3 separate regions of the Mus musculus genome follow, and all the other regions are linked to region 2. The links are chromatin loops, found by intact Hi-C in ENCODE. Cell type or tissue: left cerebral cortex. All regions are shown on one strand. Links, peaks and the distances in the headings refer to the core of each region. The heading gives the core; the rest is flanking DNA.

Region 1 (11,012 bases), core at 3,294-8,293, 320 kb after region 2:
AAGTCATCATTCTCAACTACATAACAAGTTCAAGACCAGTCTGGGAGACACCAGTCCCTGTCAAACAAACAAAACCAGCAAGAAGACAACAAAAAGACAGAGTAGCTGACCACAGACCAGGGTCTCACTATGTCCCCAGCCTGCCCCTCTTGACCCAGGACTCAGAGGAAGGGCAAAGACCTAACTGCAGACTTGTTTCTGTGAGGAAAGAAAGCCTCTGCCCTTTCTCCAGGCACAGTGTGACATTCACATGGCCATGCCCTGCCCTTCCTGGATGAATGAGACTCTGTCTTGCCTTGGGTGTGGGAGGAAAGAAAAGGGCACACCCACAGTTGGCTGGCCTGCCTCTGGCAGCTTCAGCTGTGACTTTCACCTTGACCAGAGCACTGCAGCTTTACCCAGCTGTCAGCTTGCTGCGCCCATCTGAATCCAGGTGAAACTGTGGCCAGCAGCCAGGGAATGTAGATGAGAGAGCCGGGGCAAGAAAAGAGACAGCACCTGAAATCTCCATATGGGAAAGGCTCCAACTCTAGCCAGATGCTGTCCCTCCTCTAGCAAGGCCCTGAGAAAGGGTCTCCTCTCTGGGGGCCTACCAACCTCAGAAGGCAAGTCTGCCAAGTTTGCCATAAAATGAGACGTCCTTGGGGTCCAGCTTGGAGAGGTGCTGGAGTGACTGAGGCTTCGTCTGCCCTCTAGACAGTGGGGGATGTGGGAACAAAGGAGGCAAGAGACCTAGAGCCCAGAGAAGCCTGAGTCCAGCTGAGACTGTCTCCACTTGTCCCTTGCCAGGTGGCTCACCAATCTGGGCATGCTCCTGGGTCAGGCCATTTTCATCTCTCTGACTGTAAGGAGGGGAGGGGACATTCTTGGCACCCAGGTACATTTGCTGCTCTGTCCTGAATTGAGTGGGTTTAAGTGTCTTAGTGCCACTCCTCACTGGGCACAAAGAGGTCAGTCACCTTTTGCCCTGATGGGTTTGTTTGGCTCTGGGGTCCTGTCAACACAGCCATGCTCAGAGACAATCAGCCCTTACCCTTCAGGCTGGTGCTGGACACCTCCCTCCTGCTCAGGTTGCTCAAAATCTCATTTAGAAGAAACTGCCCACATGGAAGAAAAAAGACCTGCCTTGGAAGAAACAGACAAGGATGGACAAGTTCACAAGACAGTTGGCGCCACCTCTGCATCGCCACATTTTTTGCATGTTTTCAGTGGCCTTGCTCCTCTGAGTCTTTAAGTCAGATCCTTTAGCTGGTAACTGGATCTGTCCTTGCTGAGACTGAATCCACAGGCAACCGCTTTCATCTGCCCTCTCATGACCTCAGCTTATCCGGGCTGGGAGAGACATCTCCACAGCCACCTCCCCCACACACACACACACCTGCCTGGACTGCAGGCTCTCCCTTCAGCCTCTTCCTGCCAGTTATTGAGTTTAGTAGCATGCACGTCTCCTGCTCCGCTATCCCGCAGGCTCACCCCCTAAACATTCATGACTTCGCTGTTTACTTTGGCCAAACACAGGTTGCCTGCCCCCAACCTATGAAGGATTAAACTCTGACTCATCTTAAAGCAATGTTTGCAGCCAGCTCAGGAGCACCGAATCAATAGTGATCAAGCGGAACTGAGTAGGACAGGACCCTTTCAAGTTGCAAGGGATGAAAATACAAGAAAACAATTTATAAAGACACGCATGTGTACATACATATACAGATGTGCACATACACATATACATACCTGGGAACTCTTCAGATCCAGTTTCCCACTCCGGCTGACTCCAGATACTCAAGCCTCCCATAATGGCTCTTTCCACATCCCTAAATATATGATTACACTCCTAGGCAAGATGCGTCATATGGTAAGAAGTGTGTTATTGACCTCCCATAACCATTACATGATGGCACGTGATTGAAAAGAAGTGGACAAAACTCCTCCCAGTGACTAGTTCCTTCCTCCCCTGCTGACGCTCTGACAGCCTCGCCTATGATCATGCTTACCCCTGAAAACATGGTCACATACAGAAAGAATGTTGGGGCAGGGAGCAAGGGGTGCTGTGGAGTTGAGGCAAGCTGGCTCCTGTCTTTTCCAAATGATGGGATGTAATGGTCCCAGCAACTTAAAGAGAAAAGGGTTGGTATTTTTTTGGTTTGGTTTGGTTTGGTTTGGTTTTTTGGTTTTGGTGTGTGTGTGGTGGGGGTGGGAGGGTTGATTTTGCCAGTAAAGGGAGAAGTCACAGTTAAAGGGTGCAATGGTCATGGTGGAGAAGACACATGGTATCCAGAGGCAGGAAGCCTTGAGATAGCACAACTGCCACTCAACTTACTTCCGCCAGGATCCACAGCCCAGGTAGCTGAATGCAAATCAAACCCATCAAAGGGCAATTGATTGATCAATAGGCAAATAAACAAGAGGGTAAAATGTATGATTTGTGTCTGAGGCCAGCATTGACTACATAGTGAATCCCAGGGTAACCTCAAACCCCCCCCCCCACACACACACACACAGAGAGAGAGAGAGAGAGAGAGAGAGAGAGAGAGAGAGAGAGAGAGAGAGAGAAAAGATACTGAAGACACTACTTGATACTAACTAGAATGGCTAGAACCAAACGGTTAGGTAACAAGCATTAGTGAAGATGCAGAGAAGTTGGAGCCCAGGCTGTGGGTGAGGGTGTGAAGCCACAGTAACCAGCACACTGGTCACATGGCTCAGCACTTTCACTCCCAGATGTACACTTGAGAGAAATGAAGACATCCCACACAGGAACTCACACGAGGAAATGTTTATCGAGGCATCCTGATGAAGTCTCCAAAGAGGGCAATCTATTGGTAAGTGGACAAAATTTACTGTAGCCACACAAACTTTCCAGCTGCAGACATAAATGATGCACCGACCCATTCCACACGGTGTGAGTCTGCGCTAAGTGAAAGAAGCCAGGCACAAAAGGCCACTGTTCGCCCATCTGCTGCTGCTGAAACAGAACAGATGAGCTCCAGCCATGCAAGAGGAGCAGAAAAGCATCAGCTCCTGGTTCTAGAGGCTGGGGTGTCCATCACTGAGCCAGCAGCATCTGATACGGACCTCACTGCACCAACACAGGGTAACAGAGGCCAAACAACAGCATCACGGCCACGCACAAAGGCAGAGCCCATGACCTAAGCTTTCGACTTTTTTTTTTAAATTGGAAATAGATTTTTATCATATATTATAATTATGATTTCATTCTCTAGCTCCTCCCAGCTCCTCCCCACCTTCCCATACTCCAAAATCCACATCTTCCCCCCCCCCATTCGAAAACAAACAGCTATCTAAGAAAAAAAAAGGAACAAAGAAAGAAAATAAGATAAAATAAAAACCAACCTGACTAGGACAAAACAAACAATGCACTCCTTCTGTAGTTGAATCTCAACTAGTTGGAAGAACCATTCACATCATGGCTACACACTAGATGGTGCTGTTCACATACAAAGTCCAACACAGAGAAGTCTAGAGACAGAAAGCTCCAGGCTTGAGGGAGGAATGTGAGACGGCTATGTGGAGAGACAGCTAAAGGCGGAGAGTTCTCATTGAGGTGACGGGAATTTTTGAACTAATTATGGCAGTGCTTGCACATATCCGCAAATTAACACACTAAAATTGTTGAAGTATTCATTTAAATGGGCAAACCAGCTAGTGTGTGAAATCGTAATAAAACTGTTCAAATTGTTGCCACAGACTCACTGTGCTTTGTCTGCAGAGGGACTGACACCGGGGTTGCACAGACTACACAAGCTCTACCACTGAGCTGCATCGCTGCCTTGTGACCCCTGTTATCTCTTGGGTGCTTTCTGTGTTATCTGATGCTATTCGTCGTGAATCTTCATGCTACATATTATTCCATGCACTGTACCAGACAACCCCAGCAGAGTCTGGTGTACCTCTAAGTCAACAGAGTATACAGAAGTGTTGGTGCCCACCCATGATCCTCTCCTTGTGAGCACACCTGGAATGTGAATGGTTGCTCATCTTTCTGAGGTTTGCTATTCTCTGATGCCGTCCCAGCAGCACTAGGGAAAGTTCTCTGTTCCTGCATTGTTTCCTTGCTTCTCCACCCTCTAAGTGAGTCTGATTCTCTTCTTGGCTCCTCTTTAGAAGGCCTTCCTGGGCGAGACACATTCTAGACACATCATGTTTTAGAGGTCTCTCCTCCTGACTCTCGGGCAACAGGCACATTTTAATCCTTGACCATAATCCCAAACTCTTGATTTTAAACCAATGGGCCATGCCTCCAGGTGACAGACTGTGTTAGTAACTTTCCCTCGCTGTCACTAAATGACTGAGGAAAACAACAGGAAGGAGGAAACGGTTACTGTGGCCTGCTCTGTCTGGCCCTGTGCGTTTAGGTATGTCACAGTGAGGCAGAAATGTGATGAAAGGAAATGGCTTCCCTCACAGTCACCAGGAAGCAGAGAGAGATTGTGTGGGGTCGGGGTAGGGTAAAGACGCACAATAAATCTTTCCCGGGCGCGCCTCCCTCAGTGACCTACTTCCTTCCACAGGCACTTCCTCCTACAGTTTGCACCAGCCTGTCATGACCCCATCCATGGATGAACCCATTGATGAGATATCAGCACCCCATGATCCAGTCATTTCCAGGAGAAAGTCCTACCTGCCACTGCAAGCCTGCCACCTGAGTTTTTAAGAGACACTTCCTGTCCAAACCTCAGAACCTCCCGACTTCTGATACCCACACTGCCACTCTGGCCCCAGGACACACAGACAGATGTCCTGTTTCAAAGCCCTGTTTGCCTTGGTTGCATTAGGCATCAGTGTCTCATTCGCGTTTTAATTCGTTCAGTGCAGCCCAAGTTAAAACCCTTCCCTTCTGCACCTCGCCCAGCCCAAGCCCTGCTTCTGTCCCTGGACACTTGTTTAAGTGAGTCAGCATGGAGTGTTCTCTCTTTTCGGCTGGAGGAGCCCCACAGCTCACCCTTGCTGCCCTCCCACCTCCTGAGGTCCTCTTTCCAGGCCTTCGGGGCTCTGAGATTGCCAGATGCAGCAGGTCACCTTCTGCAGTGGTTCGGGTCCTATGTGCATCAGACACACACAAATCTACCCAGCTACAGCCTTTCTTTTTTGACAGTCTTATGTATCCCAAGCTGGTCTCAGATGCTCTGTGTAGCTTAATGCAACTATAAACTTCTGACCCTCGCTTCTTGACACCTGTCGGCAGTGCTGAGGATTGAACCTAAAGCCTCATGCATGTTAGGGAAGTACTCTTATTAACTGAGCCACATCCCAACCCAGAGGCAGCCTCCTGTCACAGCGCTGTCTTCTTTTACCTCCTACAGGCCTCACCTTCCTCCATCCTACATCTCAGTAACAGCACACCTCATGCTCCACCCTCACGTGTCTTGATCGGCTGACTTTAGAATCGGTCGATCCTGGTGACTTCATCCCCACGGCTCCTGAGGACTCGAGACCTCGGAGCTCACGATGCAGCTGCCTGTCAGTGGGTTACAGGCTCTCACGGGTCTGGGGTTTGGACAGAACTGTGCCTTGCCTTTCTTTTCCTCAATTCAGAATCCTGGTGTAACCCTGCACAAATCAGTTTCTCTTCCAAAAGGCCCCTCCTTCAACTTCTGGGACATGCTGCCCCCTGCTGGCTGAAATAAACAATGCTATCTTTATTGGAGTACTGGGGGACTCTTAGTTAACAGATCTGTGTGGCTAGGCTGAAACTAAATCACTGATCAAGTGACTGCCTGTCAGGAGTCTACCGGGCCTACTCATTAGGAGCAAAATTGACAAGGTGCTTATCACGCTGCAAGATTGGGTTAAATATATCCACGGGTCAGAACCACAGTCCCATTTTAAGTCCTCAAACAAAATTCCTAAGCAGGGGTTGTAGCTTAGTACTTGCTGGCCTGCCAGAGGCCCTGAGTTCCTCCACAGCACTATAAAAACTAAAGATAGAAATAGAGTTGAAAACCCTAAACTTGCAAGTTTCTAATTCTTTGGGGCTACTCTAACAAGGGCTTCTGGGTGGCCTGATGCTTGTCAGGCGACGTCACCTTACACTTGGACTCTTGCAGGTATCTTCGCATCTAGACCGGGGTCACTCCCGTACACTGTCTCTTTCTAGCCAGTGGCCAGACCCTTCTGAAGGAACTGCCCAGTGGCCATTTACTCTGTGGGAGCTGGGAACTGGCCCTCTGGGTGTCAGAGAAGACTTGGGCTCCCAAGAGAGACATAAAGCAAGAGACTGAGTGGGTGTGAGAGGGAGCTGGGGAGTGGGGGTGGGGTAGAGTCAGCACTGGACCACAGCTGTGGGAACAAGAACTTGGCGGCAGCAGTCTCCAGACGTGAGTGAGAGGATTAGATGTCCAGGGGTAAAGGCTGTGGAGACCCAGGAGGGCTTGGCCATTAGGAGTAGGAAACGTTTCCCAAGCTATTGCTTTGTGAGTGAAGGTGCAGGTGCTGAGGAAGCCAGCCCATGTGTCCAAGGAAGGAAAGGATTGCGATACGGTGACCTTCACTTTGTTGAAAGTTGAGGAAGTGTCACAAAACAAGTTCCCCAAAGCACAGCAACTTCATACCCAGGACAACTTTCTAGGCCAGTAGGTGAAATGCATATATTTGAATGCTTGGTCATCAGGGAGTGGCCCTATCTGAGAAGGGCTAGGAGGTGTGCCCTTGTTGGAGAAACTGGAGGTCTGCTTTGAGGTTTCAAAAGTCCATGTTAGGTCCTGCCTCTGTCTCTGTCTCTATGCCTTTGTCTCTTTGTCTGTCTCCTCTCTCTCTCTCTCTCTCTCTCTCTCTCTCTCTCTCTCTCTCTCTCTCTCTCTCTCTCTCTCCTCTCTCTCTCTCTCTGCCTGTGGATCCGGATGTAACTATCGGCTACTTCTCTAGCACCATGGCCTGTTGCCATCTGAAACTGTAAGCCAGCCCCAACGAAGTGTTTTCCTTTATAAGAGCTGCCCTGGTAATGGTGTCTCTTCACAGTAATGTAACAGTGACTAAAGCAAGTGTGAAAACAGGAAAGCTAAAATTTGGGGCCATCAATGTTTCTCACATAGGAAACAGTTCTACATGAGAAGAAAGGTGACACCAGAGAGAGGTTGGACAAAAGTCATGACTTCCGGGAAGATCAGGAATTTAGAGCAGTAGGTTTAGGTGTTATCCTGTCAATTATTATCAAACAATGATTAAACCAGTTATTCTGAGGCTCCATCTCCTTGTCTAAGTTGGAACTTACCCTGACTTTGGTGAAATTAAAGCCCTGGTGTGGCAAATCCTTTACAGTCACTGCAGACCTCAGCATCACAGGGAGCCTCCAAAATGAGTGGGAGGCTGTCGTGGGATGCTAGCACACAATGGCTAACTTCAAATGCTGATGGGTAATCATGTGGTGGAGAATGAGACAAAGAGGTCTGTGTCCCTGCTGAAGGACCAATGACACAGAGGAGGGAATGGCTGGGGTGAGGCTATTTCACAAAAATAACAGTTTGGTAAAGACATCTGTTTTAAGAGAGGTGTGAATTCTTCCTTATCATGGCCTCAGAGCCCAGTCTGAGTGACCGGCCACACCTAGAGAAGACCCAGAAAGATGGCTGCACAGATGGGTTGGGGGGATCTGTTGAGGTTTGGTCTGTTGCTATGTATTGCAGTACCAAATTCTATATCCCAAAGTCTGGTCACTCCAAGACAGTGAATTCTCACATATGCAGCTTTTGTTGTGCAAACCTTGCTCCTTAACTTAAAACTAAAATAAGATGCCACCAGCCTACCTGGGCAGATGAAAGGTAAGCAGGATTTCAGTTCCTGGACTCTGGGTCTGAGGAGATACCACTAAGGGAAAGAAGGAAGAAGGTGCCATGGGGTAGGTAGATTGTGAGCACATGGCCTTGAGGGCTGGCCTATTAGAGAAAGAGAAGCCCAAGAACATGACAATTAATGTCTTGGGGTTATCGACAGGAAAGTAGACAAAATAGCATCGAGGGCTGATATCTGCCCAGCTCTAGTGCTTTAAGGCTTATTATATAAATATAAAGGTTTCACATCTTCTATTTGGGAAATAAATCATCTAAAGTGGGGTAGAAACCCCCACATAATATTTTCCACAATAGGGATCCATTCACTGCCTTTTGAACAAGGGCCATCCACCAAGCACACCACTCAGTATAAGGGTGCTGCTGTTCTTGAAGTTTCCGGTTGATGCAAGGACATCTAGGTGGGTGTGGCTACACTCCAGGAAATGCCCAGGATGAGCCCCAGTAGTGGAAATGATTACACCCAAAACACCTCTAGTCCCCTGCAGATAACTAACCCACAACTAGCTGATGTCAGTGGTCCACTTGAATGCAATGTGCCAGTGCCATCAAAACTTTACTCTGCTAACTAATAAAACATGCCTGACTTTAGAAAATCCTTGGCTCAGTTGGTAAAGATCAGAACCCATGTAAAGATACCAGGCATAAGGGTGCATGCCGATAGTCTCAGCACTGGCATGGCAGACACAGAGGGATCCCTAAGGCTAGCCAGCCTAGCCTAATTTATGAGCTTCAGCCAATTAGAGACCCTGTCTCAAGGGAGGTGGTTGTGAGACACTATTCCTAGGGAGATATGCATAACATTTCCTCACTCCAGAACTGACAACAAAAGACAGACACCGCCAACTTGGTGAATCAACACATTTATTAGGTTGCTTACAGGAATATGGGGGAAGCATTGCTTATAGGAGCAGAAGTGACTCAAAGACATCTGCCTCACTCACCAATGCCCACCCCAGCATGGGTGATGGCTAATGAAAGCTGGAAGCCTGGAGTACACTGTACAACCTCGGGTAGCTCGACAGGGTGGAGAAAATGCCTTGTAGGTAGCTCTAAGTCTCTTCCAAGCATCTGAACCAGTCGACACCTCTCTGGGCAGCTCAGCTGATCACTGCTTCTTTTAGTGTTCTTGCTACTCCACACCAAACCTGATTCACAAAAACCCCTCTCAACATCATATGATGGAAATCATTATCCTCAAATGTTAAGGAATTCTAGAAGAGCTCTAGAGCCGTGGTTACACAGCATGAGATGATCTTTGGATCTAACTTTTTTTTTTTTTGAGTTAAATACTTAAAAGTTTTTTTTATGTCAGTGGCTTTCAAAGTCAGCTCTGAAAGCACTAAATTATATATAATTAAGATTCCACATGGTAACACGTGCTGATATTCACAGTCGGTCTTGCATTTGCTGCAGCTGTATCCTGGGATGGGCGTGGGATCAGCCCCAGAACTTCAGGCAGTCCCCATGACACAGCCTCAAATACCAGCAGTGGCAAGCACTAAAACACTACGGTCCAGGTTGGTTTCCTTGTGTTATAAAAGCAAAGAGAAATCAGCATTGAGGCTGGAGGACCCCAACAAAGGGCTCCATTCAGAGGGCAGTTTGCATGACAGAGCTCTGCACAGACGTGTTGGAGGGAACTCATACTGGCCTCCTTCGAAAATCAAGACTGCTTTCAGTTCAGTCTGCAATAAGCAAATCACACTTTCCCAACTCCATTTAGTTCATCAAGATTTCTGGGTTTTTTTTTTTTCTCTCTCTCTCTTTTTCAATTAGACTCCATTACTTATCAAGCTGGGCACTCACCATAGGGGCCCAGCACTTGGGTGCTTGAATTTCAGTAAATGTCATGATACCTGCAGCAGATAGAGTTCCAGGAGTGATGGGGCAGAAGAGAGCCACCATGCAGTGTCCCCTTTATGGTCTTCCTGACTCAAGCCAGGACTACACCTGCTTCAACAGTAGCCAGGCGCTCAACAAGGGATCTGCTGGGCCATGGAAAAACCAGAAAACTGCAAACCCCTGGTCCATTCCACCTCCCCTGTCACCAGCCCTGAGTCACCCAGACCCCAGGTTCGACCAGGTGCATTGTCTTTTCCTCTTGTAAAACAATTCGCTCAACTCAGTGCATGTGGTCGCTACTGCTGGTACCAAGAATCTCTTGATAAATCCTTCCCCTGCCTCTGTGTCCGTCCGTCCTTCCATCCGTTCATCCGTCCTTCCTTCCTTCCAGTGGGTTCTGGGGATTGAGCTCAGGTTGTCAGGCTTGGTGGCAAGTGCCTTTATCCAGTCACTCACCTCCAGTACCAGGGAGCCTAAGAGCCAGTGTTTCATGGAACGGGCCCCAAAGTGTGTCAAAAACAAGCGGTTGTGGCTGATCCTAAAGTAGAACCATTCAGGGCATAAAGAAGAAACCTTATGAGTGAATAACACATTTTTAAGCTCGGTAAACCGAGGGAGGAAAACACAGAAAGGCCACCATCAAAAAAACCAAAAGTTTCAATAGTAATCCCACACAACACAGAAACCCTGCCTACTTGGCTGATGGGCGTGGGATGCTTAGGGGGCTGCTCTGCATGCTCCTGGTGAGCCTTCTAAGACGGTCCTCATCTCAGGACACAGCGGAGACAGTGTTTTTTGTCCAGCACACACTGATCTCTCCGGCAACAGAGGAGGCCTCTGGCCTGGGACCTTGCAGACTGAGTCAACACTCGGCTTCTGCAAACCCAGATGGGCTCTGGGCACAGCTCTCCAGTCCCTGCAGTGCCAGCCAGTCATCCTCTGTCCCCATTCACAGAGGCCATCACTTTCACTCAGCTCCTCCCATCCCCCAATTTGGCCTAGTAATCCCTCAGCTCTCCCGTGGGACTCAGCTCAGCACCTCCAAGTCTATAAGGGCCTTCCCACCCCACACCCCGACCCTGTCACTGACATCTGTCACCTCCGTTCTTACAGCTTTACCCATCATTTGGGCTCTCAGCCTTAAGGGTCACCAACATCCTCTTGGGCATCCTTAACAACCTGGCTTGCTAGCCCTGGGTTCTAGGATGGACTCTAAGAATGTAAATCTAAGAAAGAAAAAAAAAAAAGATCAAGGGGGCTGGAGAGGCAGTTCAGAATTAAGAATACTTGTTGCTCCTACAGAGGACTAGGGTTGGGTTCCCAGAATCCATGTGGTGGCACACAACCATTCATAACTCTAATTCT
Region 2 (11,012 bases), core at 2,251-7,250:
TGTTTCAGTCAGGAAAATTGCTAAGCTGTTAATGCCAGAAGAGAAACTGCTATGCTCATGAGAGATCAGTTGTATTCAATAAACTACCTGTGAGGTTTATTTTTAGTGCATATTTTCATGTTCAATTACACAGGAAGACTGTCATTTGACTTCCCCCCCATACCCATTTAGGTTTGTTTGTTTGGGTTTTGTTTTTTTTTTTGGTAGTTTATAGATGAATTACTTTAATACTGGGAAGTGGGTTTGTCAACTGAGTCATGAACTTTATTGACCAGAAATAGAGTGGAATGGGACGCCATAATTATCTTTTGGAGGCCTTTCATGCCGACTGTCTCTTGAGCTTTGTGTGTTAACAGTGTCTCTGTTGCCTTCAGAGCATGAAGACTTTTTAACAGTTGCAGAGTCACTGAAGAAAGAATTTGATAGTCCAGAAACTGCTGATCTAAAGTTTCGAATTGATGGAAAATATATTCATGTCCATAAAGCTGTTCTGAAAATCAGGTATTTGTGCATGATTTTGGAGCTATCAGTACCGTTAGTCTTTCCACTTGTTTATTACAGCACAGAATAGATGCTCAGAAGAAATGGCTATGGCAGAACAAAGAAGCGTGGCAACTTAGTGTCTTTAGCAGATAGTTACTGCTCGTTACCCAGGAGTATTTTGACTTGTGTTCATGCAACTTTTAGGAAATGAGGGGAGTATAAATATTTATGGCTTTTGGAATGTTTTGTTTTTGTTTTGTTGTTTAGTTCTCTGCAGTCCTGGACATTGTAGCCAGTACTTGTGCATACTAGGCAAGTATCCCTAGTTCTTATCTTTTTTTCCAGATTAGAAATAGGCTAGCAATGTAGCTCAGTAGTACAGCACTTGTTTAGCATGGCCAGTGCCCTGGTTTGACTTCCCAACAGTAAAAAAAAAAAAAAAGAATGAATTAATAAATTAAAAATAGTTTTTGTAGATACTTTATTTGCATGCTGATTTCGTCAGTAAGGATCCTCCTATTCAAGGTCAGGTTGCCCTTCAGGGATGCAGATTGCCACCTAGAGAAAAGTTGTTTCAATAGAATAAGTGGCAGGAGTTCCTGAGTGAATGTGAGGGACTGAGCACTAATTAGTAATGATTGAATGATTGTTTACTTAGATTTCCACTACAGAGAAAACACATGAAAACTCAAACCATTGAATTAATCGCTTATGTCTTTGTGGAAATTCAGTTAAAAACCCATTGGTGGTTGGAGATACAGTTCAGTTGGCAATGTATTTGCCTACCTTGTGAGAGGCCCAGGGCTAGAACTTGCATTGCAGGAGACTGGTACTTCCCACCATTTTTTTGGGTGGAAGCAGCAGAATAATAAATTTTAAGACAGCTGCAAAACTATATGTTGTTAATTCCTTAGACCAATGACTATATGAACCACAGAAGTAGATGAAAAGACCATTACACATGTTTCTGCCTATGACTCTGCTCAACTAAGAGTGTGTGTGTGTGTGTGTGTGTGTGTGTGTGTGTGTGTGTATCTTCTATAACTTTTCTAACTCATTACTCCATTACGCCTTGCTTAGAAATATTTTTTAACTTCTCAAAGTAACTATCCCTGAACCAATTTTTTTTATAACTCTGAGTGAATATTATATATTTTTGTACCATATTTCACTCTACCACTAAGCTACATTCCCAGCCCTCACTGTGTTGTTTAAAATGCATTTCTGCATACCTAAAACCCAAAACAAATGATCCAAACATTTGCTTGGAGTGGGGACTGATGGACACAATGCTGTTGAAGTACTAGGAACTTCTAGGCTCTTTAACTAATTGATACTGTTAAATGGTGATACCAAGATGAAAGTGATTTTAATCAAGTGTACAAAAAAGTCCTTGCATAGCAAATACTTTTGGTGTTAATAGTTAGTGACCCCAGCTTATGCCAGCACAGAAGATAAAGGGTACCTCTAATACCTGTTTATTTGAACTCAGCCTTCCCATTAAACCTTTGCTTTTGTTGTAGGTGTGAGCACTTTCGGTCCATGTTTCAGTCTTATTGGAATGAGGATATGAAGGAAGTGATAGAGATAGACCAGTTTTCTTACCCTGTGTACCGTGCCTTTCTCCAGTACCTCTACACAGACACAGTGGACCTGCCTCCTGAGGATGCTATAGGTACTGCATTTGGACTAGCCAGGCCATGTGGCCATCGCTGTCTCCTGTTCTTAGAGCTGCAACATATAGTAATTTACAGGTGTATTGACTTTTATATACTTAAAAAGTATTTAAGTAAACATCTCTAAAATGTTAGTATCATTTAAAATTATGGACAGTTTGTAACTATAAACTTAGATTTTTTAATATGAGAGTCTGAGTTTCTAATGCATTTAACCTTTTAGGAATAAAATAAAAAAGAGAATTTACTCTTTTACTCTGGAAGAAAGTATAGAAAGTAAACACAAGCTGCTGGCCATGAAATGCCCGTGTTGTCAGTCCCAGCGTCCCAGCACTGCGAGCTGCTGAGATCTCGTTCTTCTACCTTTCAGGCCTTTTGGACTTGGCAACGTCGTACTGTGAGAACAGACTGAAGAGGCTTTGTCAGCACATCATCAAGCGAGGAATTACTGTGGAGAACGCCTTTTCATTGTTCTCTGCTGCAGTCAGATATGACGCAGAGGTAACACAGAAGTGCCCCGGCTCCCTCGCCGTCAGCCCACTTCCCGCTCTTCTGTGACACAGCATGGCTAGTGTCACCTCCTTTAGTGACTCAGTGACAAGCCTCAAATGAAATCTGCCTTTGCTTCTTTACATCTCGTTCACAGTCAGAATCATTGTTTGTCTGCTTTGCTTCTAAGGAACTGGCAGAAGGCTGCACAGTGGGCGTGTACAGTGCTGGACTCAGCCGGGCTGACGGGCAGCATGCTTTACTTTCAGTCTGCTAATGAGTGCATCTGCCTGTCCCAGACCCACTCTACCGAGTCCACCGTCAGAAGCCCCGGGTGCTGTGGGCTTTACATCCGTGTGGGTCTGGACTTTTGTCCCTGTGCTGTAGCTCAGTTCCTCTCTGAAGAACTTACTGTATACTACCTCTTTTTTTTAACTTAACAGTTTTTAGTGCACATGCATTGTGTGTGTGTGTGTGTGTGTGTGTGTGTGTGTGTGTGTGTGTACATGTCTGGATAACTCTGGGGAGTCAGTTTTCTTCTTCCACCTTTACATGGATTCCAAGGATCAAAGTCAGTTGCCAGGCTTATGCAGCAGTTGTCCTTACCCACTGAGCCATCTCAGCAGTTCCCATTTTGTTAGTTTTAAACTTAGTTGGATTTCAGAGCTGCATTTCTCAGATTTCTAGAGTCTGATGAGTGTTCTGGAGTATGTTTGCCATTGAACTTTTCTGACTGAGCCGAGCCACAGACTCTGAGCAGAAGCTGGCCCTGGTTGACGGTATGCTACAGCACCCAGTCCACGTGCTGATGCATGGCAGCTGAGGCTGTTGAACCGTGGAGACAGTGCCACAAAAGGCTGCAGGAGACATTGTTAATGAACTCAGAGCTGACCTGGTTGGTGTTACAGATTCATAAAAAGTAGAAGGCTGGCTTTGCTAAGGATATCAGAAGTCTGTATTTTAGAGGCGTTTTGTCATTTGACAATGCAGTCTCCAATAACTGGGAATTTATCAAAAACTCACATTCTGGCCCTTGAGGTGTAGCAGAGGACAGACAGACTTAGGGATTGAGTTAGCCATTATGTCTTTTATTTTCAAAATGGATCCTATTTTTGTTTGAGGTTCTTTTATGGTAATAAATATTTCACAAGGTCAAATGCAGCTGACTGTGGAGTCTGACACCAAATGGAAATGTGGTTAGCGTGAATTGTAGCTAATGAAAGATGGAGAGGGGTTAGCTTCCCCGCTTCCTATACCACTAGGAGCCTGTGCTAGACTCATTCTTATACAACAGGAGAATTTTAAATTGCATTGACTGTAACTTGAATTGTTTTCAATTACTACTTTTAATGATGGTTCTTAAACACTTTAACCTCCCTTTTAGCCCACCACCCACCAAAGGTAGGGGGGATGTGGACCTGTTTAGAAAGGTTCTTTGGAGCAACTCCAGTCAGTGTTGTTTGGAAATCAGCAGTGCAGTTCACAGGTCAACAGTGGCAGCTCGAGCCACTGGCAAAGACTTCAAAGACATCAGCAATCCAGTTGGGTAGAGTCGAGATAGCAAACAGGAATCAGCAGCGGTGGCACCACCTAGTGGGACAGCCAGGCCTCAGCCTCAGGATGAATCAGCAGGAGGGACCAGGGCCAACAGGAACTCCAGAAAAAGTTCTCAGCTGTGCCTCTCAGTGAAATGAAGATACTGAGACAACAGGCATTGCACAGCTAGCTGTATAAGCAAGCCTAGCTCAGCCCCACCTACTGTCCTTCAAGTCCTTTTTTATCCCTTCAAACATCATGTGTCCTCCACTAATCTTGCCTTAGCACGTGTGTCTGTCTCAGCTGCCATCACTCTGCCGCAGAAGCAGCTAGATGCCATGGCACACCTCCAGAAGGTTTTTGGTGCAGTTTCTCTCTATGGAGTCCTGACAACTGGAGCTCAACTCCACAGTGTAAAGAGACCAGTACATGCATGTAGTTAGCAAAGAATCTCTTATCACATGTCCTTTCATGTGCTTACTTTAGCAGAACATCTTTTTGCTTTATGTCTACTTCAGGAAATATTCCTTCACGAGTCTGCCTTTAGCTTTTCACCTGTGTTCACTTCAGGAAAACACTCCCTCACGTGTTTGCCCCAGCAAGACACCATCCAACACAACTGACTCCAAAGAACCCTTTTCTCTCCATTTGGAGATTGATTCTAGACTCTTCTTGTGCTTCTCCACATTTTCCATGTTCTGTGATCAATCCTGTTGGTTTACACCAGCCAGGACAACCTGACTAGAGGCCCACAGCCTAGATCCTGTTACTGGAAATTTGTTCCCCACTTTCACCTAAAAAGTTTAAATGTTTAGAGGAAAAGGCCAGACATGCACCTTTAATCCCAGCAGAGCGGTTAGAGTGAAGAGAGGCAGGAGGATCTCGGGGCGCTTGAGGCGGCCTGCTTTGTATATGTGCTTTGCGTAATGAGCTGCAGTCCAGCTGGAGCTACACAGTGAAGACCCTGTCTAAAATAAGAGAAAACAAAAACAACCTTACAGGAAGAACTCGATGCCGCTGCGGCTGGCAGCAGCCCATGTCCTTTGCTCGTCTTTGCTTAGGTATAAATCTATTAAGAGACGACTACAAATGAATGTGATTCCCTGGAGCTTGAAACCGTGTGGGCAGAGTCAGTGCTCAAAAACACATGCTGAATTGAGTAATTGGATATGTTTGAAACACCAAAAATATATATTGAATGGACAAATATGTTTAAGACACTTCACTATAAAGTACTTAAGATATCATACAAGCCTTACATTCCACAAACATGACACATCCATGTAGAAAGGAGAAGAGTCCTCGTGATACACTTAGATTGTGACACTGAGCTTGTGATCGATGAGTAAATGTTTATATTTATTTCCTAATATCTTGAAATGTAGCAAGTGACCATAGTATTGAGTGCTCAAGTCAAACCCATTTATTATGTATGTTGTTAGTTGATCGGAAGTGACTGAGATTGGTTATCAGTTACAAAAACTAATTTTGGAAGCCCAGCTTTCCGTAGCAGATGCTGTGCCAAGAAGATGAAGGCAGTCCACTACTCAGTTACCTGCTTTGTAATCGTCCAACCCCTCCATGCACCTTTTAGGGGAAACTTGAAATTAACGTATAAAAGAAATGCAGCTTAGTAGCTGTGTGTTCAAAAGCAACGCTGTGGGAACATCCTAGGAATGCACACCGTCAAACTCGGTACACTTCACAGCGGACTTGGAGGAGGAGCACTTCACAGTGCTCCAGCGCAGAGCAGTGAGGAACTAAAGCCCGATCTCAACATCGCAGCTCCTGCTGGACGGAATGTGTTTACACACCAAGGGGAGCACATGGATTCCCTTCTCACAGGAGAGGTCTGGAAGGGACTCTGGGGTTCAGGGCTTTGCTTTGAGAGCTAAGCAGTCAGCATTGTTATTGTTGTACTGGAGAGGGTGCAATTACATTTTCCTTAGCCTCAAAATTCTTAAGGTAGCAAGAGAAAGTACCCTTCTCTCTCTCTCTCACACACACACATAATTACACATTTAAATACGTTCTGAAAAACAAAAGTGGAGGCCATGCTGGTCTGGATATTTTATATTTGATACACTGAGGTAAACTATGCGATTTTTGCGTTTGGCCAAGCTGGGATGGTGATCTTTACCACCAGGAATGGATCTCACTGTTGGGGATAGAGAACCCTGGACAACCTGTTTCACTGGCCGGGTGATCTTTTAAAGAATGGGTAGTGTTTCACTATTACCACTGTGAAGTTTTGTGAAGTAAGAACACCACTGACTAAATAAGAATTTAGTGATTGCTATTTTAGCATTTTAAACCAGAGTTTTGGGGTCACTAGTCCACTGTTTTAAGAAAATTGGAAGAAAGAAAAAACAACTTGGTTTTCAGATTGATGACTGGAATGCCTTCATCATGAAAGCTTTGGAGTGGGAGCCCATGAGGGTTCGTGGGCTCCCTTCCATGCAGCCCAGCAGGGACCCATTCCTGAGATGGAGAGGACCAGCTCCACAAGGGGTTCCTGGAACCTCCGTGCTCCTGCCTCACATACACACAGAACATACACATAGAACATACACACACACAGAACATACAGAACATACACACAATATTCTTGTTTTTATTTTGGATTTTTTTCAAATTAGCGATTTTAAAATTTGTTGTTTCCTTCTAATTCCAGTAAATCTGACACTGGATCTACCCTAGATCCACTTTGTAATTTCTCACAGACTTATAAGTTGTAGTTTCTCGTGTGAAGACTCTGAGCTTTATTTACATGCTCTCCTCCCACAGGAAGGCACGGCCCCTCATCTAAAGGTTGGAGAGTTCCTTACAGCTTACCAGTCAGAGTTTTGGTTGAAAAGCTTTTATTTAGTGTTGTTTGCATTCATACATTGGAGTGCCCTAGATGATTTTGTGGCTGTGTGTGGCTGTGTGTGTCTGCGTGTGTGTCTGCCACACTTGACTTAGGGAAACCTTGCTTTTACTCTGCTCTGAGTAGAAGGCAGGTGGTTTTCTGATGACACGGTTTGAGGTATCTGGTCTCCAGTATCTCTTCTGGGAAGGGTAAGAGAGTTGGGATGAGGGACTAGCTGAGAAACAGTTCCCAGTTAATAAACAAAGGCCTCTCCCTGTTCTTGTTTTTGTTGTATGTGTCCAGGATTTAGAAGAATTCTGCTTTAAGTTTTGCATCAATCATTTGACAGAAGTTACCCAGACGGCTGCGTTCTGGCAAATGGATGGTCCCCTGCTAAAGGAGTTCATTGCTAAAGCCAGTAAATGTGGAGCCTTTAAGAACTGAAGCCAAGGCTGCTGGGCTAGGTGTGAGAGCTCTGGGGCACTGTGGGTGCGGTGATCTGCAGGTAAAGCCCCACACCATAGACAGTGCTCTGTAGGAATATATGAAGGATATTTGCTTCTTGTGAGTCCATTTCTTACAACTCTGTGTCTAGATATGTATGTTTTACATGTATGTTTTACATGTGTTTTTCTTACATTTGACTGAGCTTTGGGAAAGGATGAAAGTTTACATGCTTTTGTTCTTTTAATTTTGATGAGAGGATGTTTTGAGCTTGTATTAAGAAAGCCAGGAAAATATCCCTAGACCTTTGGCCACAAGCCTTTCCACATGGTCTGTGGCAGACAGGCCCTGCCCAGTGCTCCCTGAGTGCTGCTCACTGTCACCAACCTCCTGTGGGGGCATCAGCACTGTGGGGGTCTCTTAAGAAATAGTCTTAATATGCATTAAACCCACTTAAGCAGTCAAGAAATACTAGGTTTGCTGAGATGCTCTTAAGGGACAGGCACCTAGGGCTGGAAAGATGGCTCAGCAGGTAAAGGCTCTTATTACTAAGCCTGATGACTTAACTTGAATCCCCAGAATCCACATGGTGGAGAGAGCTGACTTATAAGTTGTCCCTTACTGCTACACATGTACCATGTCTGCACAAAGACACAATAAAGGAGAAAGAAGAAGAACTAAAAGATTTAGGTCCCTATAGAGAAGTGACAAGAAGTACCTATGAGAAGCTGATGGTAAAAGAGCTTTGCTTGGAGAGGAGAGTGTTACAAAAATTAGGGTTCCCCGCACCCCAATTATCCAACAGTGCTTCACTAAGGTTGTGTTTGAGACCAGCGTGCACACTACCATCCCCCTCTCCCTATAATTACTCACAAACACATTCTACATGGCTGCTCTTTTCTGACTTGATGTGATTGTTAAAGCCACCCTTCTTACAGGACTCCATAGAATGCTCACTGTTTTCGGTGGTGGGAGGAGTCCAGGCCAAAATCCATCAAAACTTAATTGAAACTTCACCTTAACCTCTCCAGTTTTGGTTGATTTTTTTTTTCTTTCTATAATTGTGTTAGGAATACATTTGTCATACGTTCAGCTAGGGCTCCCTATTCATGCCTTTCCCGAAAAGGTCATTTGTAAAATACTAGGCCAGGGTGGATGGTGACTGAGGCACCAAAGACAGGCAGGCATGTGTGTTGACAAACAAGATAAATAGGAACAAGAGCTCAAAGCCCCTCTTCCTGATCATGTTACAGCTGTTGCCTGGTGCATGGGTAAGTGACAACTGCCTCCTAGGTGGCAGTTTTCCTGGCCAAGATGATGAGTGCACATTAATCTGAACTGCTGTAGTGAATGGACCTTCTGTAGAACCTCAGTCCTGTAGACTTAGGGCCTCAAAGCAGAAACTTTAGAACATTTACTGGTGGTCTTACTTGAAAAACTTACCCACGAAAAAGCACAAATTACACCTGCAAATCCACACCCGTAGACAGTTCACCTGACAAAAACGTGCTGAGTTCCTGATCCAGCTGAAGACACACTTTTAGCTTGCTGAACAGCTAGGGTGTTTTTGTGTGTGTGTGTGTGTGTGTGTGTGTGTGTGTGTGTGTGTGTGTGTGTGTGTGTGTGTTAGTGAAAGAAAAGTCCTTTAAAAAGGGTTTGCAAATTTTTTTTAAATGCAATCTTTTTATTTTTCTACTTGGTTTTGGTTATAATCATAGAAAGCAAGAAACTATTATTGAAATTAATGTTTTCTTCTGATATAATAATGGAAGCCAGAGAAGTCACATTTCTTAAAAGATCCCAAACTGTATCCTTGAAGTTACTGGAACCAGTTTTATACTTCAGTAATTAGGATGCATTTATGTAATTTCTTGATTGACATGCTAATAAACAACCTCTGAAGGCACACTTGTACAGTTGTGGTTGTTTTCTCTTTAGTAGTATGCAGTCTGAACAAAGGGAGGAACTTGATGAATATGTGGACTTCAGTCAGAAAAGATAACCCCCTACAAAAGAGCAAGTAATGTGTGATCCTGAAGGAGAGTGGGTGCCAGGAGCTGGGAGAGGACACAGATGGTAAATGTGTAGTTTCTGTGTCACAAGGTGAAGTAGTTTAGAATGAGTAATAGTTTTGGCTATATTTTAAACTACTGAACTATATATTTTAAGAGTTGATATGGAGAAAGAATAAACAAAACTGAAAAGTTAGCAACCACTATCCTTGTGAGACATACCAGTTGTTGTGAGAACTGGACTAACAACCAATAATCTAATGGAATATTTGCAGAATTTTTGAACTAGCTTTGTACATGAGAGGGTGCATGTGCCATGACAGTCTTGTGGCGGTGACAGGAGAGCTGGTAAAAGTTAGTTCAGCTGTGTGGGTTCTGGCAAAACACTCAAGTTAATCAGATTGGTGACAAGTGCTGACCGTCTCACCAGCATTTATTTTCATATAATGGAACCAAATGGATTGGACTCAACAAACAATTGTTCTGAAGATGTTTTCTGTACAATACGGAAAAACATGAAATGTTAGCTCACCTAGAAAACAGTACAATAAACATGAATGATCATGAACCTGGCTCTAGGTCTGAAAAAAAAAATGCACCATTGAATGAGGATCCCTAACATTTACACCCACAGTGCCCTCTGCTGTGCCCTGAGCCACCATACACTTCCTTATAGAGAGTTCATGGCTGTGAGGATTTGGCTCATTTTTCAGTAATAACACAGGAGGTTTCTTTTAGCAGTTTGCCCAATATATGCCTACATTGTAAACATCAAACAACTGGTGCTTTTGTGCCGTATAATCTACTGAGATGAACAGATTCCAGCTGTATGTAAAGCAGCAGAGGAAGCACTAACATAAAAGGGTCCCAGCTGGTTCTGACGGGTGCTCAGATGGCAGTCATTCCAGTTGATCCCTCCTGAAGTGGCTTAGGCAGGCCTTGGTACCCACAGTATTATACCAGGAGTGATTCACAAGTGTGTGAGAACACATTACAAACAAGATACCATGCTGGGACACAGCTCAATCCCATTCTGTCAGGCACATTACTGTGACCCAGAGGATCATGGGAGGAAATGAGAAATGTGGATGTGAGAGGAGTCAAGGGTCAGGGGCAGTGTGGGTACACAGATCTGATGCATACTGTCAGGTGGGGAAAGTCTTAGTGCTCCACATCCCCTATTCTCCCTAATGGTGCTTGAGTCAAAGAGCCCAGATTCAAAAGCTTGGTCTTGAACATGAAGCATGCCCTTGAAATGACTGTGGCCAAAAGGACACTTCTAAAAAGATTCTGATGAAGCCCCACAAATTAGTAAACACGGAAGAGTGCATTGTGTCTTGTTACAGCCGAGAGCTGCCTGGGACTGTATTAAATAAACGGTGCACTCTTCAGTGGTTTTGACAAGCATTTATTAAGTGTGCTAAATATTGGCAATGTGGTAGTGAGCAGAAACCCAGGGTAACAGCGAGCAATGCACAGGACAGAGTCGGCTCTATGCTGATGGAGTTATACTGAGAGGAG
Region 3 (11,012 bases), core at 2,377-7,376, 77 kb before region 2:
CGTTGTGTCCTGGATTTCCTAGATGCTTTGGGTTAGGAGTTTTTGCTTTTGCATTTTCTTTGACTGTTGTGTCAATGTTTTCTATGGAATTTTCTGCACCTGAGAGTCTTCTATTTCTTTTATTCTGTTGGTGATGCTTGCATCTATGACTCTTGATCTCTTTCCTAGGTTTTCTAACTCCAGGGTTCTCTCCCTTTGTGATTTCTTTATTGTTTCTGTTTCCATTTTTAGGTCTTGGATGGTTTTGGTTTTGTTTTTTTTTTTTGCCTGTTTGCTTGTGTTTTCCTGTAATTGTTTAAGAGGTTTTTGTGTTTCCTCTTTAAGGACTTCTACCTGTTAACCTGTGTTCTCCTGTATTTCTTTAAGGGAATTATTTATGCCCTTCTTAATATCTTCTATCATCATCATGAGAAGTGATTTTAGATCCAAATCTTGCTTTTCCAGTGTGATGGTGTGGCCAGGACTTGCTATGGTGGGAGAATTGGGTTCTGATGATGTCAAGTAACCTTGGTTTCTGTTGCTTATGTTCTTATGCTTGCCTCCCGACATCTGATTATCTCTAGTGCTACCTGCCCTCGTTATATCTGACTGGAGCCTGTCCTTCCTGTGATCCTGGTTGTGTCAGAACCCCTCAGAGTTCATCTGGGGATCCTAAGATACTGGGTGTGTCAGAGCTCCTGGAAGTCAGGCTGCTTCTGGGACCCTAAGATCCTGGTGTGACCAAACTCCTGGGATCCTGGGATTCTGGGATCCTAGGCATGTTAGAGTGCATAGGAATGGAGCTTGATCTGGGTGTTGTAGGACTGGCTGCAGAGTTTGCGCCCAAGGTCTGCTCAGGGTACCAGCCCAGACTGGAAGGAACTTGCGCACCTGAGCAGACAGAGTTCTTGGATGTCTGGGCCCTGCTGGTCGAAGTTACTTCCAGTGTTGGGGCAGATGTGTCCTCACCTCTGATCCTATCGCTTGACTACTATCTTGTGTGATCTTGTTTACTACTTCACTTGATTACTTTGTCTTTGATCTAAGAACTAAACATGAATTTTGAATGTACCTAGAATGATATAAAAGCAGGCTGGAGAAAAATAAACCTGATTCAGCCTCAATACTGGCTGGAGTCGTGTTATAATTTTGTCTAATTATTTTTCTTCATTTTCAATCCTCACTCCCTCCCATGAGACCTTATTGACTGACTGAGCTGGCTTTGTTATGTTTATTTTTAGAATCTCTTTTCTCAAGTTTGGTATATAAACATTGCTCCTCAGTCATTCTCTGTCTTGCCAATAAAAGCCAATGATCCAATACAGACCTTTAGAGAGAATAAGGTGGGACTTCCAATTCTCAGAGAGGAGGAGAAATAGACAGGAATGAAGGAGGAGACCAGGAGAAGAGGCCAAGGAAGCATCAGGAAAAGAGAGCTGGACCAAAAAAAAGTACCCCCAAAAATGCAAGTAATATGGAGATATTGTCTGGGAGGAAGTCTGACTAGGTTGGAGGTTTAGAATGGAATAATAATTGCTCAGTATTTTGTTCAAGGCAATTTTAATAAATCTTAGTCTTGGTTATTGGAGACTGACGTGGGGATTTCTAGTTTTGTTGGAGACTCAGTTGTGTCCTGTGATCTTTTTCTGGAAGCTGTATTATAATAGGATACTTCGCTGAGAATGGACATTTTACTGGAAGCTGTCTGGTGAAAGGGCATGCGACGTTTTGCTGGAGCAGACACTTGAGAGGACACCTGATGTTTGGAATGAGTATAAATATAACCCAACAGACAGTGTATGATGCTCTTGCATTGGTTCACTTTGCAACTTTTTTAAAAGATTTATTTATTTTGTGTATGTGAGTAGACTGTTTCTCTCTTCAGATACACCAAAAGAGGGAATCAGGTTCCATTACACACGATTGTGAGCCACCATGTGGTTGTTAGGAACTGAACTCAGGGCTTCTGAAAGCCCAGGCAGTGCTTTTAACTGTTGAGTCATCACTTCAGTCCCCCAACTCTTCAATGATCTTTGCTTGTCATGGCATTGTAGAGAGAAACATACCAAAGAATTTCTGATGGTACTCCAGGTGCTTTGTGCTGCTTCTACAGACTTGTGCCAATTGGTGGAGCCTTGTGGTTTCTTCTGGATCAAGAAGCTGCTACTGATTCATGTTTGGTGCTTTGCTAGTAGACTGGACTGCTGACGGTGAAGACTGGGGTCACCACAAAGAACTATTTCTAAACAGGTCCATAACCCCTGTTTCCTATTTACCTTTCATTTACCCTACCTCTAGTGGGTGGTGGGCTAGAGGTTGAAGTGTTAAAGAGCCATAATTGAAGTAGGTTTTGAAAAAGCAAAGCCTACAGAGGACTAGCAAAGGTAAAGAAATACAGCTGCTGGATTAATTTACAATAATTATACATTTATACATACATTTATAATAAAAATAATTCATTTTACAGAATGGCAATGGTCAGGTTGTGTCTAAGATATGTAGGCCTTAGCACATGGAAATGCCTTGTAGTCTTGGAGCTATAGTTCCACCAGACAAAATACAGTGTGGCTGAGAGGCCTCTTTCAGCTTCCTCTGAGGCAGCAGTTCTCCACCTGTAGGTCACGACCATTGGAAAACACATATTTTCAATGGTCTTAGGAACTGAGACACTGCTCAGTACCAAAACTACAGTTATGAAGTAGCAATGAAAATAAATTTATGTTTGGGAATTCCTAAGATTATTGGAAATATGTATTTTTCAATTGTCGTGACCCACAGGCATTGAAACCCTTGAGCTTGTTGTAGCCTTTGAGAATAGATGTGGATGGTCACATATATCTGGAGATCTCAAAAGGCTCTCTCAACTCTACTAAGAGTACCTCTTGCAAATGGAAAATGTTGGGAAAAGATGCCAGGGAGAGTGGTAAAAAGTAATGGAGAGAGACGGGGAAAGCCTGAGAAGAGGGAAAAGAAAGGAAAACTCAGGAGAATGAGTGATTTGAAAAGAGCCATTAAAGTTTAGATAAAAGTGAAAAAACATGCAGATACATTTTGAAGAAGGAAATGATGGTTCTCAAATACAGAAGGAGAAAATCTATAATCTGGTAAGTACAGGGTAGCATGTCTCAGTGAGGGATGGCTGGTTTCAAGGTCTCTGTCATTGTTCAGGTGACTCTAAGATACCACAGACTGTCTAGAATCCTATTCCCATTCAGTGGAGACTGAGACATTCTGAATTAATTATAGTAATTAAAACTAATTACAGTAAGTAAGGTGTTTATAATTGCATAACTAATGGAGTCTAAACACTGACAGCATCCATTTGTGCAAAATACTTAATAAACAAAACTCAGTACAGAATGGTTTTTATTGATTCTGAGTAACACGGATGTGACTTGAAGACTCGTTTTGAAGACCAGGGCCTGAGTAGTGACAGTTCTTGTACACCAGGCTGTTGGTAGATGGCAATTTGGGTTACTGGTTACTTATTTGGTAGGTTGTTGGTCAAAGTATTTGGTCTGAGTTGTGATGAATAAGAAGAGCTCTCTGATGATTCCTTAATTTGGAGTGTATGCTTTCTTTCATAACGTCAGTGGTAGATTTAAAGTGTTCTTATTACACACCAAAAAGGATAGGTATGTGAAGTAATTCTTATGTTTGTTAAGGCAATTAAGTTACATTTTTAAACCTTTATGGCTGCAGATATATCTGTGACTGAACAGGTCAAGAGAGGGTATCAAATGTCCTGGGACTGAAATTATAGATGGTTATGAGCCACCCAGTGGATACTGGGTTGAACCTGGGTCTTCTGGAAGAGCAACAAATGCTCTTAATAACTGAGCCATCTTTCTAGCCCATTGAGCTATTTATATATATATACACATTTCAAAACATCATATATGACAAACATTCAATTTTTGTCAAATAAGATTTAAGTGGACATTGGGAAGGTGGCTTATTGTATAGAGAAGTTGCCACACAGGATAAAGAGTCTTGGTCCCAATCCCTATCCCCCATGATAAATTCAGGCAAGGCTGTGCTCACCTATTTAAGCTCAGTGCTGGGAATGAGGATAGAGATCAAGACAGAAGGATTCCTAGATCATAGTGGCAAGCCAGTGTAGACATGTTGGTGGGTTCCAGGTCCAATAAAATTTTTATCACGAAAAATAAGAACAATTGTAGAAGCTGTCAAGTCCTCTATATACATGTGCACACATGTAGGCATATACAAAGTCATACATTACCCAAAGAAGCCAATACTCAACAGGTGAGCAGCCACACACAAAAATGACAAGACCCAGAAACACCAGAACAGTGCACACAAAGCTGCTGTGGGACTTCTAGAGACATAAAAATATTTACTGCTTATTTTACTTGAGAACATTACAAGACGTGGGCATTGAGATTTGGACACAAAGTTGACATTCTTCAGTTTTCAGTACAACAAACCCCTTGTTTTTCACCCTAATGGCTATATAAATGCTTTTTTCAGTTTGTGGGCATGGGGTTGTAAAACAACAGTATATGCCATCTTAATAATTATCATGATGATTGTCATCAGTCAACAATTTTAAGACCTACGCCAATACATTGAAAAACTTTCCTACTGCCAATTGCTGATATATTAGTGAACCTAACTGATTTTTTGTACACTGGAGCATAAATGTTACACTTTTGTATGATAAAAGGGTTTCGTTCTTTCAGGGAATTTGGTAGTGCTGCCTTTGCCTCAACTAGAACACTTGGTGGTGCTATTTGAAAACAGTTTGGAAACCTTAACTGGTGAATCCTGCATGGAAAAGGGAAGTCTGGAGGTTGCTCTTGAAACTTTACAGTTCTGTCCCTCTAGCTGTTTACTCTGTGCTGTCTGGGTGAGCATGCTAGACAGGCTGCAGAGCCTCAGTTCATGCTGTCCCTCCTTTCCTGCCAGATGTGTCTTAACCTGCTGCCAGGTCTTACATACAATGCTTGAATGATGCCCTGAAAGGGACAGAGAATATATGCTTCCTTCCTTAAAGTGCTTACGGTGTCTAGGGAAGGAGGGGAAAATCATAGATGCAGGGATGGGTAGGGTACTCAGATTATAGTGGGTAGAGCCTTTGGTCAGCTCATCCTAGGTGAGGGAAGATGTTGGTTTCCAGGAATGAGGTGAATTCAGATGTTAGTTTCCAGGGGAAGTATTGTTACCTGGGGAAATATTGTTAAGGATTCAGTAGGACAAGGTGTTAGATGCCAGCAGCTCCCTGTGGGTAAATATTGGTAGCCATATACACTAGACAGGTTGAAGTTAATAAAATTATCTTATTCATGTTGACCCAGTATGTGCTTCTCATTTATTTGAAATAAACTATTGCTTTCCTGGACCATGCATCTTTTGGGTATTCCATAAAAAGTTTCTGCCCCAATGCTTCTTCTGACACTAATTTTCCATCTCCATATTTTAGCTTCATAGTTGGGGTTTTATGGAGTTCCTTACCAAGAGATAGCGGCCAAGTAGAGTTGGCTGTCTCCTGTGAGTGTAATCTTTCAAAGTAAACATCAGACTTATATAGTCATTACAGAAGAAAACAAGGAAGTTAGGTAATACATCAGCCAAGATACATTAAGGTCATCTGATGCATAATGACTCTAAACAAAAAAGAAAAATGCATCCATGAAAATTGGCAGGAGCCAGGCACTGTTTACAACTGAGATAAAAAATCAACCCTATCTAAAGTCAGCTAATACTTAGAAGACCTAACGGTAGTTCCAATTCTAGTCTATTGTATACCCCACCTTCTTCCTAAGCCATTGTAAATTCCTGTGTATGGGAGTGACTCAGCTGTTATTCTTTTTTTTTCTTTTTTTTAATATTTTTATTAGGTATTTTCCTCATTTACATTTCCAATGCTATGCCAAAAGTCCCCCATACCCTTCCCCCCCACTCCCCTACCCACACACTCCCACTTTTTGGCCCTGGCGTTCCCCTGTAGTATTTACTCTAGTTCCTTCTTAAACCACAACCCACCTTCTTTCTATTATTATGTAATGTAGTCTGCCATACATGACTCTAATGAGAATTCTAAGTTTACTTTGTTGAACTTGCCCTGGGATTTCTAACTCTTATCCAGTAAATTGCAATGCCTGATTTCTTTCACTATCTATCAACACTGGAGGCATTTCATCTGAACAAGTAGCATTCTTACGAAATTCAAAGCCCAAGGTCGGCTCAATGATTAACTAGGATGTTGGGACACTGGTGGAAGCCAGGAAGCAATGTCCAATCTAACTTGGCTATTTGTCAAATCATTCCTTGGGAGCTCCTATAATAAAACTATACTGAAAGAAGGCATGCAAAACCCTCCACAGACTATCACAAGGACAAATCTGGACCACATTCATATTATGGGATGCCAAGGACCTCCAGGAGACTCATTTCTGTGCAACTTTTTTGCCTCAGGACTGCAGCCAAGCTTTTGGACTTGTCTTGCAGACTCCACTGGAGTGGGTGTGGCAGTTGTGGTCTATCTTGTAACCTCAAGACGAATGCAGGACCTGCTATTGATACAGGAAGGAAATGATCAAGGAGAGCTATCACCTTGGTGATTTCATTCTCTTCTTTGTACCATTTCTGATGATGGGAAGGTGAAATTTCCAACAAAAATAGACTCACCTTCAGTGGAAACTGAAGTGGAAACTTCTGGTTTCTTTGGAAAAATCAGTTATGTCAAATGATGTTTTGCTAAAGCAAATATATGAAAGGATATGTGATGTTTAGAAAGAATATAAATATGACCACCAGACAGTAGGAGCTCAAGCATTGGTTCGCTTTACTCTGCCTTGCTATTCTTCGCTAACAGCACACATGTACTAGTTTGCCTTACATTGAATTGTTGAACTCACTTGTGGTGACAACATAGGGAGAAACTCCACAAGGAACTTCTCGTGAGGTTCCTGTGGCTTCTTACTATTTCTGTGGCCTTGTGCCAGTTGGTAGGCCTTCTGGTTTCTTTTGGATTGAACTTCCCTTGCTGGTCCATGTGTGGTGTCTTCAAAGAGGACTGAATTGCAGCTGCTGGTTCATATGTGGTGTCTGCTGAGAGGCCTGGACTGTAGCTGCTGCTTCATATTTGGTGTTTTCTACTGGACTAACTGCTGATATCCTGACAACGAAGATTGGACTCACCCCCAGAGAACTATTTCTAAGCAGGTCTACTTCCCCTGTATCCTAATAACTTTTCCTTTGGTGGGATAGAGGGGGGGTTGAATGCTTATTAAAGTAGGCTGAGAAAAATGTATGTCTATACTCATCTGTTTTCCATTTTCATTTTTACGGTAATTTCCCCTCAAGGAACCTGACACTGCAGATCACACGTGTGTATTCCTTTCCCTCACTGAGTACTAACCCCTTTGCCAGTATAAAATATATCATTCTTCTCCCTATTAATTTCCCTTGTTTGGGAATCAGTTCTGTATGAAATTAGCAAATGTATAATCATTGATTTATTTACAAGTGAAACATTTATTTCTGTGAATGGTGCCCACATTGTTTATATTCAATACACAGGATGGCTACATGTAAGTATGCTACCTCTCTAATAATCATCTTGTCCTAGATGTCATATTTTAGGTTTTGTAGACAGTGTTGTAACTTTGGGTCTTGGAGTTACTTGAGAATCTTGTAGTCTTAGCATTTCAGGTTCCTCTGGTTGGCTGGAAAAGAAAAACAAAACAAAAAATAGTATGATCAGACAGATGCCTACCAGGAGCTGGAAAGGTCTGGATTTAAATTATTTGGACTAGGACTTAAATAATGCTCTGTCATGTCCTTTTCTTGCTAAATATTGTTTCTGAATTGGAGATATTGTCATGTGAGCTCAAAAGTGTAATAATAGAATATACTGTAAAAATCCTAGGCTCCTACCTTCTCTTACTCCAATAGAAAGCTGGGTGCAGAGGGGAGCTTACATGCAGAACTCAAGGGAAAAGTCATTTTCTGAGGTTAGAGGTGGCTGCTGACTTTGTCCTAATGTGGGCCTGGTGTTACTGTTGGTTCAGGTCTAGGCCAGGTATTTTAAGCAATTAGAGTATAGGCTCACACAGTTTGCAGAAGTAGTGGTGGAACTTTATTCAAAGCAAATCTATAGAATAGGTCAGACTAGAGAGCCAAGAGCCACAGAGTGAATATACAGTCCTGGTTACTGTCCAAGGTATTTATTTATGGGGTTCAAGGGAAAGAGGTGTTTGGTTACTCAGAGGCATAGTGAGTGTGGCTCTTATTTTGATTGATAGATTTATATAATCATTTTTCTACTACATATTTCCCTCCCAGAATATATTATTAGTCATATGTATACCCAATTATACATAGACATGAGATGGTAAAATTTACTAGAGGACACAGTTTTATCTTACTATACGCGTACCTAAAACCAGTTCAGGCCAGATTGGTCCTTCTATCTTTGGATCAGGAAGTACTGAGAATCCATTTGAATAGAAGGCAGAAGAATCTCCACTGCGTCAGAGTGCTGTCTGTCAGCAGAGCATAGGCAGCTGCATAGGCAGAGCTCATACGTAGTGCAGCTCTCAGACTGCCAAGTGCATATTAGAAAAGTATTGTATGTGTAGCCCAAACCAAGAGGAGTTCTAGGCTGCTAAAGGATGCCTTATGCTTGACTGCCTAGATTTTAGAAACCACACTGCTTTTTGTAGGAATTCCATTTTAAGACATATTTGATGGAATAATGTGTCTGTTGAAGTCTCATAGAACGGAACAAAAAAAAGCAGTATTTTCACATAACACTCAGAGAATCCACAAGTACAACGAATAGAGGATATTTCACTGGCTGGTTTTTGCCAACTTAACATAAGCTAGGATTAAACAAGAGGAGGGAGCCTCAGTTGAGAAAAAAAAAAAAAAACTCCATAATATTGGCCTGTAAGCAGGCCTGGAGGGAATTTTCTTGATTAATGATTGGTATGGGAGGGCCCAGATAAATTTGGGGGATGCCACTCCTGGCCTGGCAGCCCACGTTAATATTAAGAAAGCAAAGCACAGGGAGCAGAGCAGTAAACAGCAGTCCTCCCCCGTGTCTACCCCCCTGAGCCTCTGCTAAAACCCTGGCCTTAACACTAAAGGTTGTTGTAGTCATGCTGCTCATCTACAGTAGAAAGTAAATAGGAGGACAGACACATATTCATCAAAAGTTACACGTTGACATGAGGCAACCTTCCCAATTGAGTGTGAACTCCTGTTTCCCTATATTGAAGAGTGTAAAATTCTCCTAGGCAGGGAAGCCCACATAGGGTCAATCAAGTCTCATCTGGCCACATGCACATATTTCTGAAATTGTAGCTAAATTAATGCTTGAATCCAGTTCTCCTGAATAGAAAGTTTATGGAAGTATGGTACAAGTACCAAGGGCCATTGTCCCCAGTTTCATAATGATAAACAAGTACATGGAATTAGTTGATACTTGGCAACTTGAACAAGTGCAGACTCTGATCTCAAATTTCCAGAAGAATGCTGAGCCACCCAGGGCATGGCTTCCCATCCAAACCAAGGGAACCAAATAGGAAACTGAGTTCTGATTCACATCCCAGCAAGACTAGATCCATGCCCTGTCTTTTTAGGCAGCACCTCCATTGCATCTGTACTTGCCAACACTTACTTAAAGGCAGCAAGCTTAACCAGGGCTTGACTCCCTACCACTTCATGATTTCTAGTCTCTGGCTGCAGATTCCCTGGTACCTGAGGAAACAGTGAGTGAGATTCATGACCAGTTCTAGGTCTCTCAGTTCATAGGGAAAAGCTAGGTTATTACCCTGACTGTTAGCTGTAAAATCTTTAGGGGCATTGGTTCCACTCATATATCTAGGATATTTTCCAGGTATGTTCAGATAGTGAGAAGAGGCCAATGAGGAAAATGGATACAGTGTTGCTCCAGGAGCATGCTGGCTGTGTCTTCCTTATTCCCATGGACACCAGGTCAGTCTGTTTGGGAAGCACAGCCATGACACTGCTGAACGGCAGGTGTGGCAGGTGGCTCCTTCCATGGAGGAAGATTGGCTCATCAGGACTGACAGAGCACAGCTGGCTTTGCACTGGGGAAAGAGAGTAGGGAACTATTGAACTGAAATGCTAGAAGTTGGGTCCAATAGTGAAGGGACAAGGTGAACACGGTGCTCAGAGAAAAGTCTGGAAAAGAAGAAGAGCCCAGAATAGAGATAAGGTGGGATAATGGGGGAAAGTGTGGATCAGAGGGGGGAAAGGAAAGAAAACAGAAAGGACAGATTGGGCTGGGGAGCAGGCTGAAGGCTAGAGCTGACAGGATGGGGGTAACACAGGAGGAACAAGCACAGGCAGAAAGAATGGGAGTGGGGAACTAGGTTTCATAAGGAAAATGCTGGGAAGCCATCTTGTCATCTTTTCAGAAGACACTCTGAACCTTTCTCTTCAGTAAAAACAGAGGGACTTTGCATGTGAGAGACCTGCTGTGGCAGTCATCTCCCAGGTACCTCATGTCCCACTGTGACTGAAAGAAACTGAAAAACCAATGCCTGCCTCTTGGTCCTATGCATCAACCTCAGCAACCAGGCTAGAGGCCCCCATGTGGAGTCTAAGAGTGATCAGGGGAGGTGTCAAATAAAAGAAGTGGAGCTGTAACATTAGCGTGTGCTCGTGTGATAGCCTGGGTATCTCCCTTCAGATAGCAGGGCCAAGGCACAGAACAGAAGCAACTTGTTAGGACTGGGCAGGGTCAGGGGGGTTCCTGAAGCAGGAACTAGGAAGAGTCAGTGCCTCATGATCATATCTTCCAACACTCATGTACAGCACTGTGACCATATCTATAAGGACCCCAGGAGAGTTTTCTGCCATGGAACAGACCCTACATTGACCTAAGAACCAGAGAGGAAACAGAAAGCAAGTAATAAATCACCCAACAAGACCAGATATCAGCACCTAGAATTACCATCTTCCCAAAACCTGACACCAACATAAAAAGCAAAAACAGCTAGGACAATATGTGTCCACTAGAGCCAGGAGCCCTA

The links. Hi-C counts contacts between places; a loop is a spot of excess contacts. Peaks named below come from ENCODE experiments on the same cell type or tissue, not always from the same donor. Only the 100,000 strongest peaks of a DNase experiment are listed, where the experiment ranks them.
Region 1: it touches region 2 in a loop (2.3-fold over the local background); 6 of 42 quality-filtered maps call a loop at or near these places.
Region 3: it touches region 2 in a loop (2.5-fold over the local background); 3 of 42 quality-filtered maps call a loop at or near these places.

Annotation. Positions count from the first base shown.
Region 1 is chr14:59,550,737-59,561,748 of GRCm38, forward strand. It overlaps a transcript of Cdadc1 not described here. Among named protein-coding and RNA genes, the nearest start is that of Cdadc1, 42 kb to the right of the region's middle. In left cerebral cortex, for the core only: CTCF peaks have their summits at 3,419 and 5,630 (motif pointing left); DNase peaks (open chromatin) are centred at 3,457, 5,623, 6,443, 6,977 and 1 more place; H3K4me3 peaks cover 286 bases.
Region 2 is chr14:59,227,881-59,238,892 of GRCm38, forward strand. It overlaps Rcbtb1 (regulator of chromosome condensation (RCC1) and BTB (POZ) domain containing protein 1), which reads left to right. Exons shown (of 12, transcript NM_027764.2): 9 at 375-501; 10 at 2,007-2,158; 11 at 2,530-2,660; 12 at 7,339-9,385. The coding sequence ends at 7,479. It also overlaps the pseudogene Phf11. Among named protein-coding and RNA genes, the nearest start is that of Rcbtb1, 32 kb to the left of the region's middle. In left cerebral cortex, for the core only: a CTCF peak has its summit at 4,240 (motif pointing left); DNase peaks (open chromatin) are centred at 2,766 and 4,298; H3K27ac peaks cover 251 bases.
Region 3 is chr14:59,151,038-59,162,049 of GRCm38, forward strand. Gm5142 (predicted gene 5142) reads right to left here. Exons shown (of 2, transcript NM_001004158.2): 2 at 7,466-7,673. The coding sequence ends at 7,648. Among named protein-coding and RNA genes, the nearest start is that of 1700129C05Rik, 14 kb to the left of the region's middle. In left cerebral cortex, for the core only: a CTCF peak has its summit at 4,721; a DNase peak (open chromatin) is centred at 4,767.